Linked DNA regions of Homo sapiens: regions 1 and 3 are each linked to region 2. Evidence: chromatin contacts called from ENCODE Hi-C data. All regions are on one chromosome and are shown on one strand. The core of a region is the stretch at or near the end of the contact, and the rest is flanking DNA. Distances in the headings are between cores, read along the strand shown. Region 1 overlaps IATPR (ITGB1 adjacent tumor promoting lncRNA). Region 2 overlaps PARD3 (par-3 family cell polarity regulator). Region 3 has its middle 91 kb from the start of LINC02628.

The links. Hi-C counts contacts between places; a loop is a spot of excess contacts on that map. Pooled maps may share reads with other maps.
Region 1: a map with no recorded cell type shows a loop between it and region 2 (5-fold over the local background). The contact joins two enhancer-like sites. A Hi-C loop is called at or near these places in 2 of 37 single-sample maps with no recorded cell type and 3 of 50 pooled maps.
Region 3: a loop to region 2 is called in a map with no recorded cell type, with 6 times the contacts of the local background. The contact joins two enhancer-like sites. A Hi-C loop is called at or near these places in 2 of 168 maps with a recorded cell type or tissue (PC-9 and endothelial cell of umbilical vein), 3 of 37 single-sample maps with no recorded cell type and 5 of 50 pooled maps.

What each region holds. Positions count from the first base shown.
Region 1 is chr10:33,094,649-33,098,410 of GRCh38, reverse strand. The region is part of intron 1 of IATPR (ITGB1 adjacent tumor promoting lncRNA); the gene reads left to right. Among named protein-coding and RNA genes, the nearest start is that of IATPR, 20 kb to the left of the region's middle. RefSeq lists an enhancer at 1,779-2,444. Within about 2 kb of position 2,315, at least 2 of the 41 ENCODE cell types and tissues checked have a DNase peak (open chromatin) inside an H3K27ac peak, as active enhancers do.
Region 2 is chr10:34,536,544-34,540,335 of GRCh38, reverse strand. All of the region lies in intron 2 of PARD3 (par-3 family cell polarity regulator), which reads left to right. Among named protein-coding and RNA genes, the nearest start is that of PARD3, 280 kb to the left of the region's middle. RefSeq lists an enhancer at 167-456. Within about 2 kb of position 1,600, at least 8 of the 41 ENCODE cell types and tissues checked have a DNase peak (open chromatin) inside an H3K27ac peak, as active enhancers do.
Region 3 is chr10:33,507,964-33,511,770 of GRCh38, reverse strand. No RefSeq gene overlaps it. Among named protein-coding and RNA genes, the nearest start is that of LINC02628, 91 kb to the left of the region's middle. Within about 2 kb of position 2,455, at least 8 of the 41 ENCODE cell types and tissues checked have a DNase peak (open chromatin) inside an H3K27ac peak, as active enhancers do.

The DNA of each region.
Region 1 (3,762 bases), core at 1,066-3,565, 1.4 Mb after region 2:
TATATAAGGACAAAATTTATCAAATTTTATACTTTATACATGGGCAGCTTTTTGTACTTCAATTGTACACAATGTAATATTTTTTTTAAAGAAATGGAACATGTCTTCAGACTCTCCATTATTAAACCACAAAATCTAAAGTTGTTTTAATTCAAAAGTTCCAGTGTAAACTCACATGAAATATGAAATCATTATTGAGATCTGAAAAAATAGTTAAATTAATCTACTATGCCACAGAATATAGGAGCTATCTGAGTCCATTTATATTTACATGATGAATTAGATGAAAGGAGTGTTTGGATGGAGCGAGAGACAACAAATTAAAACTTGGTTCACAACAGTGAACCAGGCAAATGACCTAACCTGTAAAGACCTGGGTTAAGACTCCAGCACCACTGATTGATTGCAAGCTAAGGGAGCTTTACCAATTATCTCAACATCTATGGAGTCAAAGAGTTTTAATATAATTATAATATAATCTAAAAATGTCTACAACATAGGTGGTACTGAGGCTCAAATGAGAAAATAAATGTGAAAGTTTTTATAAAACTTTAAAGCAGCTGGGTGGCTCATGCCTATAATCCCAGCACTTTGGGAGGCTGAGGTGGTTGGATTACTTGAGTTCAGGAGTTCAAGACCAGCCTGGGCTGCATGGGCAGAGAGACCTCATTTCTACCAAAAATACTAAAAATTAGCCAGATATGGTGGTGCACACCTGTAGTCCCAGCTACTTGGGAGGCTAAGGCCAGGGGATTGCTTTAGCCAGGGAGGCAGAGGTTGCAGTGAGCCAAGATCGTGCCACTACATGCCAGCCTGGGCAACAGAGTGAGACCCCATCTCAAAATAGAAGAAGGAGAAGAAGGAGAAGGAGAAGGAGAAGAAGACAAAAACCTTTAAAACATATAAGAATGCAAACCAAAAAAATTCTAAGCCCCCCAACCAACCAAATGGATCTCCCTTTTGGCAAAAATGATTCCAAAGAAACCTGAAAAACTAATTTAGACCATGATCGGAAGTGGGGGGCCGTTGGACATGGCTCATTATATTCTCCCCCTTTTAAAGATCTGAATAGCAAGCATTTGCCATCTATTGTATCTAAGGGCTGCAACCTACGAGACTTCATCTACATAATAAAAACCTTGGTTTCTACAGCCCGTTATCTTAACCCAGACACTCTTTTCTATTGATTCCCAGTCTTTAGATAATAACTTAACTCTTTAAACCAATTGCTAATCAGAAAATCTTTAAATCTACCTATGACCTGGAAGCCCTTTTCCTCACCACCTCCCCCACAGCTCCACATTGTCTTGCCTTTCCAGACCAAACCAATATGTACCTCACATGTACTGATTGATATCTTATGTCTCCCTAAAACATATAAAACCAGGCTGTAACCCAACCACCTTGGGCACATGTTCTCAGGACCTCTTGAGGTTGTGTCACAGATCATGGTCCTTACATTTAGCTCAGAATAAATCTCTTTAAATATTTTACAAAGTTTGGCTATTTTCATCAACAAGAATTAACAACCATATTCTGATTATAATAATTACTGTATGCCTGACAGCATCCTGAGAACTTTTCCTCATGCAATCTTTCCAACATCCTTCTTGAAAAAATTCCATGACTTCTCCTCCACTGTGGACCAGCACAAAAGGGCTTCTGAGAGTTTTGGTAATTTGCTATGGGCATAAATCTAATGCCTTGTGGAGCTGTGGCTTTCTGAGACCCAGGTCTTGCATACTTCACAGGCCATAATTGTGAGCATTACATGACTGTCTTCTCCTCTGATTTATGTATGAAGGGACTCCAAATATATAAGAAGATGCTACCACACCCTGGGAGATTGGATTCCCCACTGCGCTGGCTTTCTCAAGCTCTGTGAAATGTGATGTTGGCTGGAACTTATCATGAAGAGCTTTGCTGTAAAACAGATCTGGGGTAAAGTGGGTCTTAAAAATCCTTTCTCTATACATCCATGTAGATAGAGACCATCTCCATTAACAGAAGAGGGAATGATGCCATTCTTATAAAGAAGCTGTACTGTGGGCACATTTATTCCTAAGTTGATAGTAGCTATTTTAACTATGAAAAGGATCTGCCCAGATGAAAGAGGGGCTGCCTGTGGAGCACAGCTGGATGGGGGAAGCAAGGTTTTCTGCTGGGACACCTGGCTTTGTTTATCAGGGGCTTTATTGAGACTTCTCTGTTTCATCACCCCATTCATTTCCTACCCATTCTTCTATATCTCTGCTTTTCTTTTGCAAACGTTTTTCACCTCTCCTCTTCTGCGTCTTACTGTCACAATGATCACTCACTGATAATTTAATCAAATGTGTCTAACGTCTTGAACTGACAAGTGAAATAGTCTCACAAAAATAAAATGGGGAAATGAAAATGAATAGTAGCTTAAAATGATATCTAGCCAACTTTCAATTTCCCCGTTACACTGACAGAAACAGAGAACACAGTAGCAAGAAGATACTCCAAAGAAATTACTTAAAATATCACTTTACCTCTCTCCCTAATCACCTGTTTAGCAAATGATAATACCTAATTTATTAAACTGTTACTTCATGAGTTTCAAAATGGGCAAATAATTAATATGAGATAAAGGGAGAAAATAAGCAAAAAGAGATATAAGACAATTTATATGCTACACTATGCTATAAACATACTATGTTATGTATAATTATACATATTTAATATATAATTTTCATTATATATCACAGATAATTACATTTCATATATTATATGCTAATATGTGACATATTATGGTATAGAATAATTATATTATGTATCAAATGTGTGTGTGATATGTATTTATGTACTTTTAGTCTGAAGAGTAAAATTGCATCATAAAGATTCTTACTGAATTTCCTTGATTTGGTAAAATCACGTATTCAAGTGCATATGTTCCAAAGTGCTGTTCTGTTGATATAATAGGAAAAAAAACCCTATTATCACAAAGGAATTGGGCTGTGTGTACAGTTAACTCCAAATCATTATTTTACCCTATATAGCATTATTTTTGAGATTTGACACAATTTTCCAGAGGAAAAATTTTAAATGCAAGAATTAGATCTTACCCTTTAGGACAACCTGCTTGCTGTCTCCCAGACAGTGTATCTTATTTCACATGTGCCCTGTATATTATGGAATTGCCTCCCTTGGAAAAACAACCAGAAAGCCCCAGAAGCACGTGGTAGAGGTAGTCAGGTTCATCTCCAAGTAACAAAGGAAGCTGAGACCTGGGTTAATAAAACAAGCCCAATTTAGTCTGCTCTTGTTTGGAAATTTCACCTTCAAAGGTGTTTTCTGGCTTGAGTTAGATTTAAGTTTCTGGGTATAAGTAGTGGAAGTTGTTTAGATATCCAGCATTTAGTAGACTCCTTTGTGTATTTGAGGAATTCCCTAATTAGGTCTTTGTATTAGTCTATTTTCATGAAGCTGATAAAGACAATTTACAAAAGAAAGAGAGGTTTAATCAACTTACAGTTCCACGTGGCTGAGGTAGCCTCACAATCTTGGCAGAAGGCAAGGAGGAGCAAGTCACATCTTACATGGATGGCAGCAGGCAAAGAGAGAGAGCTTGTGCAGGGGAACTTCTCTTTTTAAAAAACCATCAGATCTCATGAGACTTATTCACTATCACATGAACAGTACAGGAAAGACCCACTCCCATAATTCAGTCACCTCCCACCAGGTTCCTCCCATGACTCACGGGAATTGTGGGAGTTACAATTCAAGATGCGATTTGGG
Region 2 (3,792 bases), core at 351-2,850:
TTTTTAATATAGTGTGTTGTGAACCACAGGGAGCTTTGGAGGATTTGTTCATTCCCTGAATAGATATTTACTCTGTACCTACTATGTGCAAGACACTGTTCTAGGTCCTGGGGATGCAGCAGAGCAATCCTGCTCTAATGCGTGCTGTTGTTTGACAGCATAACCTGTAATTGAATGTCCTGGGAAGCAGGAGGCAGGCAGCATGAAGAAGCCTTAGAGCTGCCTGCAGCTGAGGGCCACGACCCTGGGAAAGGACACGGTGGCTCCTGAGGCTTCTGTTCCAGGGACTCTGACTCCCCATTCCGCCCTGCACACTTGGTGTGGTTTTCTAGAACTCCTTTTTGAAATAGGAAGATCTGGAAGGTAGTCGCGTATGGTTTCAAGAGAGCTTAAAGTGACAGTGTGTTAGTAAAATGTTTCACAACCACTCTCAGCTGAGGCTGAAGGAGTGGGGACTGATTTGTAGTGTTTGCCAATTTCTTTGGTGTACACACTCCCGCCCTGGCCTATTTCAGGAAGCCAATGGGATGTCCCTGAGTGTGGAGTTGGAAAACACACCATCATACACTTTTACATAGTGTTTCCACTGTGTAGATACAGCAGACCTAGGACAATCCAAGGCCACACAGAGTAGTAAAATGCAACACAGATGATAGGAAGTTTTACTTTCTTTTTGAGACGGAGTCTCGCTGTGTCACCGAAACTGGAGTGCAGTGTCGTGATCTCGGCTCACTGCAACCTCTGCCTCCCAGGTTCAAGCGATTCTCCCTGCCTAAGCCTTCAGAGTAGCTGGGATTACAGGTGCCCGCCACCACACCTGGCTAATTTTTGTATTTTTAGTAGAGAGGGGGTTTTGCCATGTTGGTCTCAAACTCCTGACCTTAGGTGATCTGCCCGCCTTGGCTTCCCAAAGTGCTGGAAATACAGGCGTGAGCCACTGCGCCTGGCTGAGTTTTACTTATTTATTACTCTGCTTTTTAATTTATTTAACTGTAAGTTTATATATCTTAATTTTTAAATGATGAAGGTGGTAATAACTGGCTTGCAAAATTCCTGAAAACTTAAGAGTCCTCATGAGCTAGTCTTCACTGGCTCCAGCATCTGGGAGCACCACAATACTTTACCTAAAATCATTATGGCTGGATGTTAGAATACTGAGTTGTTCAGATTTTAGGCAGGTAATATGGAATATGTGTCATAAGATGTAACACCTCCTGTGATGTCTGAGGCAGGACCCTGTAGTCAAAATTTTGGTATTTCTGTAGCAAAATGTGAATATTCACCAAGTAAATAAATACTACAAATAATCTTGGATTGGTTCAGAGTTGCTTTTGCCACCAAATGTACTTCTAACAAACTTATGAAAAATTTTTCATTTTGAGAGTCATTTGATTTTGGAATTGTGGACAAGGCATCATGAATCTGTGTCATTGTGTTTGCAAGTCACGGTTGGTGTTCCAGGTCTAGAAGAAACTGTGTGTTTGCTTTCTCACAATGAGAAGGAGAAGAAACTCAGCATGATCTCCTACTTGGATCATTGGTGCCCTGCCGGAGCGGCGCCTCACCCCTGCGTTTCTGCAGCCTCTTCTTCCTAGAAGGCTCCTGTCCCGGTGACTCTTCCTGTACTTCATTCTTTCTGCCCAGCTCGTCTGGCCTCCACTCCTCACCAAGTGCTTCATGCAAGATTGATCTGATTTTTCTTTTCACTCCCTCGGTTGGTGTGCAGCCCCCGAGCACATACTTGAAAGAGTGAAGTGAAACTTACAGCCACCTCTGAATAAACATCCCAGCAGTGGAACTGCATGTCCCAAAGTGCTTGAAATCTTGGCTTCTGTGTCTTGGCAAAGCTTATTTTCTTTCAATTTCTATGATTCAGACAGGTTGCAATCTAGTCAGTCATTACCCACATCTTTCTACACCTATTGTAGCCTGTTTATCAGCGAATGTATCTCTGAAGGATTTCAGCTGGTAAATTTGCATTAGGGACAGAGGCAGTTGAGCCAGTGTCTCCCAGAGTGGTCATACGTGCTAGGTGCTCTGATTTCTTGATGTTCCTGTTGTTTTTAAGATCTCACATGGAATATTTGATGCTAGGAACCCTAACTTACCGAATTCAGAGGTTTTTCTTCAGTATTACTTTTTATGAGTGGGAAACTATAAAGATTACATTTTATTTATTTATTTATTTTTGAGACGGAGTCTCGCTCTTGTCACCCAGGCTGGAGTGCAGTGGCGGATCTCGGCTAAACAATTCACAGTCTTGTGCAATATTCTGTTTTGTTCATTTATTACACTTAGGATGAAGTGTCACACTTTGTGAGGTGATTTTTTTCCCTTGTCATTTGCCACTTGCCTAAGTGTACTTCGCTGTCTGACAGTACTGAATCAGGTCAGTTTTTAGGTGGCAGCAATTTATAAATAACCTTCTCTTTCCAAAGAAGAAGCAACAGCTTATTAGTGGTTTGTTTATGAAGCTTGCTTTTAGTTTTAGGCAGCCTGGATGTTAATTGTCTAATCAGAGTTGTGTTTCACCATAAACACTAATGTGGTCAGTGTTTGAGTTTCTGTTTCTCTTTCTTGGACTGGTATTGAAAGACATAACTGATTTTAGATGTCTAAGCAATGGCTTTTCTTTGTATTTGCTGTCATGTCTCCTTATTACCATGGTCTGTGGGGACTGGTGTATGAAAGTGATTTTATTGTCAGAGTGGCTTCCAGTTCTTGGGGCATTAAGACATTTCCAGTAATTTCTGTGGTTGCAGAGATAAAGTTGTTAGTGGGAAGTGTGGACCCCAGTGTAGTCAAGGTCTGGGTTGGTTGGACTTCGAATCTGTGAACACCCATTGTCTCCTTGGCTTTGGCAGATGCATCCTGGTTGCTCCTTTTGTAGTACTGCTCTTATTTCCTTCTGTGTCATTGGCTCTCTCATTCTTCACCAGAAATTGTTTTTTCATTTTGTTTTTAATTTTCTTTACCCAGAATATAACTCAATTCAGAATTGACTAGGTCTTCAAGAGAAGGAATCAAAAAGTTAGAATACGGGCCAGACGTGGTGGCTCATCCCAGTGCTTTGGGAGGCCAAGGTGGGAGGATCACCTGAAGTCAGGAATTTTGAGATCAGCCTAGGCAATACATTGAGACCCTGTCTCTACAGAAAATTAAAACATAAGCCAGGTGTGGTGACACGCACCTGTAGTCAAAGCTACTCTGGAGGCTGAGGTGAGAGGATCGTTTGAGTCCAGGAGTTTGAGGTTGCAGTGAGCTTAGTTACACCCATTGCACTACAGCCAGGATGACAGAGCAAGACCTTGTGTCTTAACAGAAAAACAAAACTTAGAAGTTGCTTCCTGTTATATTTCTAACTTTGACCCCAATTAAGTTTATCACTGAAGCCCTAATTTTTCTTTCGCTCAGTTACCCACCTAGGGGCCTCATCACTTTTTCTTTCAGTCTTTTGGTCATGAATATCAAAAATTTAATGTTTTAAATTAATTATGTCCCATCCAAGGTGTTGACTGTGTTGACTTCTGCTTAGAAGAGCAGGGTGATGAGTCAAGGCCACTGTGCCAACCCAAAGGGACAGGAGGTACCACTGTAAAGGTTCAACCAAGAATGGTGAGAACCATAATTCAAGACTTCACACTGGTGATTGTATTCTGGTGTGGACACTGTCCACACTAAAGATTGTGAGATGTTTTCAGGACCTTCTACAAGAAAACGTGATGGTTTTTGGGAAATAATGATTCAGTACTTGTAATATCTTTATATAGGTTTTAAATAGTGTTTCCTTGT
Region 3 (3,807 bases), core at 1,206-3,705, 1.0 Mb after region 2:
CAACCTACTCATCTGACAAAGGGCTAATATCCAGAATCTACAATGAACTCAAACAAATTTACAAGAAAAAAACAAACAACCCCATCAAAAAGTGGGCGAAGGACGTGAACAGACACTTCTCAAAAGAAGACATTTATGCAGCCAAAAAACACATGAAGAAATGCTCATCATCACTGGCCATCAGAGAAATGCAAATCAAAACCACTATGAGATATCATCTCACACTAGTTAGCATGGCAATCATTAAAAAGTCAGGAAACAACAGGTGCTGGAGAGGATGTGGAGAAATAGGAACACTTTTACACTGTTGGTGGGACTGTCAACTAGTTCAACCATTGTGGAAGTCAGTGTGGCGATTCCTCAGGGATCTAGAACTAGAAATACCATTTGACCCAGCCATCCCATTACTGGGTATATACCCAAAGGACTATAAATCATGCTGCTATAAAGACACATGCACACGTATGTTTATTGCGGCACTATTCACAATAGCAAAGACTTGGAACCAACCCAAATGTCCAACAATGATAGACTGGATTAAGAAAATGTGGCACATATACACCATGGAATACTATGCAGCCATAAAAAATGATGAGTTCATATCCTTTGTAGGGACATGGATGAAATTGGAAACCATCATTCTCAGTAAACTATCGCAAGAACAAAAAACCAAACACCGCATATTCTCACTCATAGGTGGGAATTGAACAATGAGATCACATGGACACAGGAAGGGGAATATCACACTCTGGGGACTGTGGTGGGGTCGGGGGAGGGGGGAGGGATAGCATTGGGAGATATACCTAATGCTAGATGACACATTAGTGGGTGCAGCGCACCAGCATGGCACATGTATACATATGTAACTAACCTGCACAATGTGCACATGTACCCTAAAACTTAGAGTATAATAAAAAAAATAAAAATAAAAATAAAAAATAAAAAAAATAAAAAGAAGGAAAAAGAAAAAAGAAAAAAAAAAAAAAAAAAAAAGATGCCCTGTGGGTGGATCACCTAAGGACAGGTGTTCGAGACCAGCCTGGCCAACATAGTGAAACCCTGTCTCCACTAAAAATACAAAAATTAGCCAGACATGGTGGCGAGCATCTGTAATCCCAGCTTCTTGGGAGGCTGAGGCAGGAGAATAGCTTGAACCTGGGAGGTGGAGGTTGCAGTGAGCCGAGATCACCCCATTGCACTCCTGCCTGGGAGTGCAACAGAGTGAGACTTGGTCTGAAAAAAATAAAAAATAAATAAATTTTAAAAGATGCCCTGAAGAAGGATCGGGGGTTCAGTTTATCCAAGAGAGCACTAACTTTTGGGACTAATTTTCCAAAAGCCAAAAGCCAAAAGCCTTCTTGGCAAAATCTCAGCGCTACCTCTTATAACCCTGCCAAACAGTCTTAGTGCTTTATTTTCTGTCTAGGGACCATCTATACTTTTTACCTAAAATGGAAGTGTATTTGTTCAGCAAACATTTGCTGCACACTTACTCTGTATAGAGTTTTAGAGGAAAACAAGGAAACAGAAGAAATCACATCTTTAAAAGGCTCACAGTTTAATTCAGAGACTTGCAGCCGTACCTTAGAGTTAGGCTAAGAGGGTTCACAGTGACCTTGGTTCCTGCTACTCATCTTCCCTTCCTAGTTATTTCTCTTTGCATCCCTCCTTTGCTAAAGTCTGGAGCTCTCTTGCTGCTCTCTGTCCATCTAAAGTAGCCTTTTGCATTCATTTACATAGACACATCTTTTGATGTTCCATGCTCCAAAACGAACTCTCGTGTTTTTTTCCATATCCCTAATAAGGACTCCCATGCTACAGAGTCTGACCCTAAATGTCTAAAGAAAACAGTCTTACGTGGGGATAAGGTGAACAAGATTAATAGGCTTAATTCTCCCCTTTCCCACCTCTCACTTAGGGAGGATTTATGTTTTAAATAACCTTTACACATGTAAATTAATTAGTCTGAAACAGTGTCATTGGTGGGATGTGTGAGCAGGGTGCTTGAGTGTCGCTTTCTGTTCTGATCGTGTGCTGACCTCCATGCTAAACTCTGAAATCACACATCAGTATGGACTCATTGAATAGTTACATAGAAGGGCCTATCTAGAAACAAACAAATGAAAATTACGTGGAGTATACATGGCTTCATAACATTTGAGGGCAAGCAAAATACAGAGAAACAAATCAAGGAAAAGGTTTGTTGAGACAGACTCCCTGGGGTAGGAATGTTTTCATGTGGGTTTTCAAGGGGGTGACGTCATATGCAAACCCGATCCCACTTTTTCTCCTTTCTTAGAAGTTCTGAAAGAGAGATGAGAGTGCAGATATAGATGAGGATAGTCTGTCTAAGGATAATACCAAAGGTAAGTGTGCTTTGAGGTTTAAAATATTTGCTGGAAGCTATTTACTGACTGGTTACTAGGAGACAGCATGACTCATTGCTAACTTCCCCTCCGGGGCCAGCGTTCAGTCATTTATCACCTAGCACATTGGATCAAGACTGATAGAATCTTTAGAAAAAATTATGGAGTTCTCTATTCTAGTAAGGAGGCACTAAACTGTGGAAATAAAATGATCCCTGAAGATGAGGTCCACTGAGAAAGCATCCCGACATGTGTTCTGTATGTACTAACAGTCCAAGGATTAATGTGTGGTGGAGAGATATATACAAGATAAAATACAAACAACGTACATATTAAACAACTGTACAAAGCAATATTAAACCAACGTCAATAGTGAATACTGTATCTTCCCTGAGGACTTCCCCCCCGACCCCCACCCCAGTTTCTGAATGAATATATTTACATTATAACTCGGTATTCCTAATTTCCATGAAACAACACACTTAAATATTCCTTTAATAATCTTTCTAAAGATTCAAATAAGTAGAATAGATGAGGGTAGATTCCAAACAATCAGGTCTTTCAAGATAATTCATAAATTTAAATATAAATTCTAAGATAAATTTGGAAAATATTGAGGGTTGAATTGACATATGGGAAAAAATTAGTCAAATCATTTATACATTGCCCACAACCACAGGGGCATCACTATAATGTAAAGTTTATTGGAAAATTTTTTTTAGATAGAATCTCACTGTGTCACCTGGGCTAGAGCACAGTGGCATGATCACAGCTCACTGCACCCTCAACTTCCCAAGCTCAAGCCATCCTCCCACCTCAGCCTCCTGGGTAGCTGGGACTACAGGCATGCACTCCATGCCCAGCTAATTATTATTACTATTATTTGTAAAGATGGGGTCTTACAATGTTGCCCAGGCTGGTCTTGATTCCTGGACTCAAGTGATCCTCCTACCTCAGCTTCCCAAAGTGGTGGGATTACAAGTGTGAGCCACTGTGCCCAGCCTCATTGGGAATTTTTACAAAGAAATGTCTTGACATATTTCCATAACAACAACATCAGAATTGTCAGAGACAAAGCCTAGATAATATAAACTTCATCTGATAGGAGAAGGAAAGTATTTAAACATCAAAAGAATGGGAAATGATGTTTGTGCAGTTATGTTTGTGAGTGTGAGAGTGAGTAAGCGTGCAGCATATTGTAAAAATAAGCGAAAGGTGATGTGGCAAGAGTGTGTTTTGAAATATTTATTGAAGCTTTCACTCTGTGTTTTGCCTTGACCTTCGCCTGTTCAAAGAGGTATCAAGGTCCGTGCTGTGGTAGGGTTCCCTACTGTAAAAGCTGTCAAAATTCTGAGTCCATTGAGAAGATCGGTGGCTTAAGAAAGAGTGCAAAGTGCAGCTCTCTCACGGGGAGAGAAGAGAGAGTAAAAGACAGAGAAGG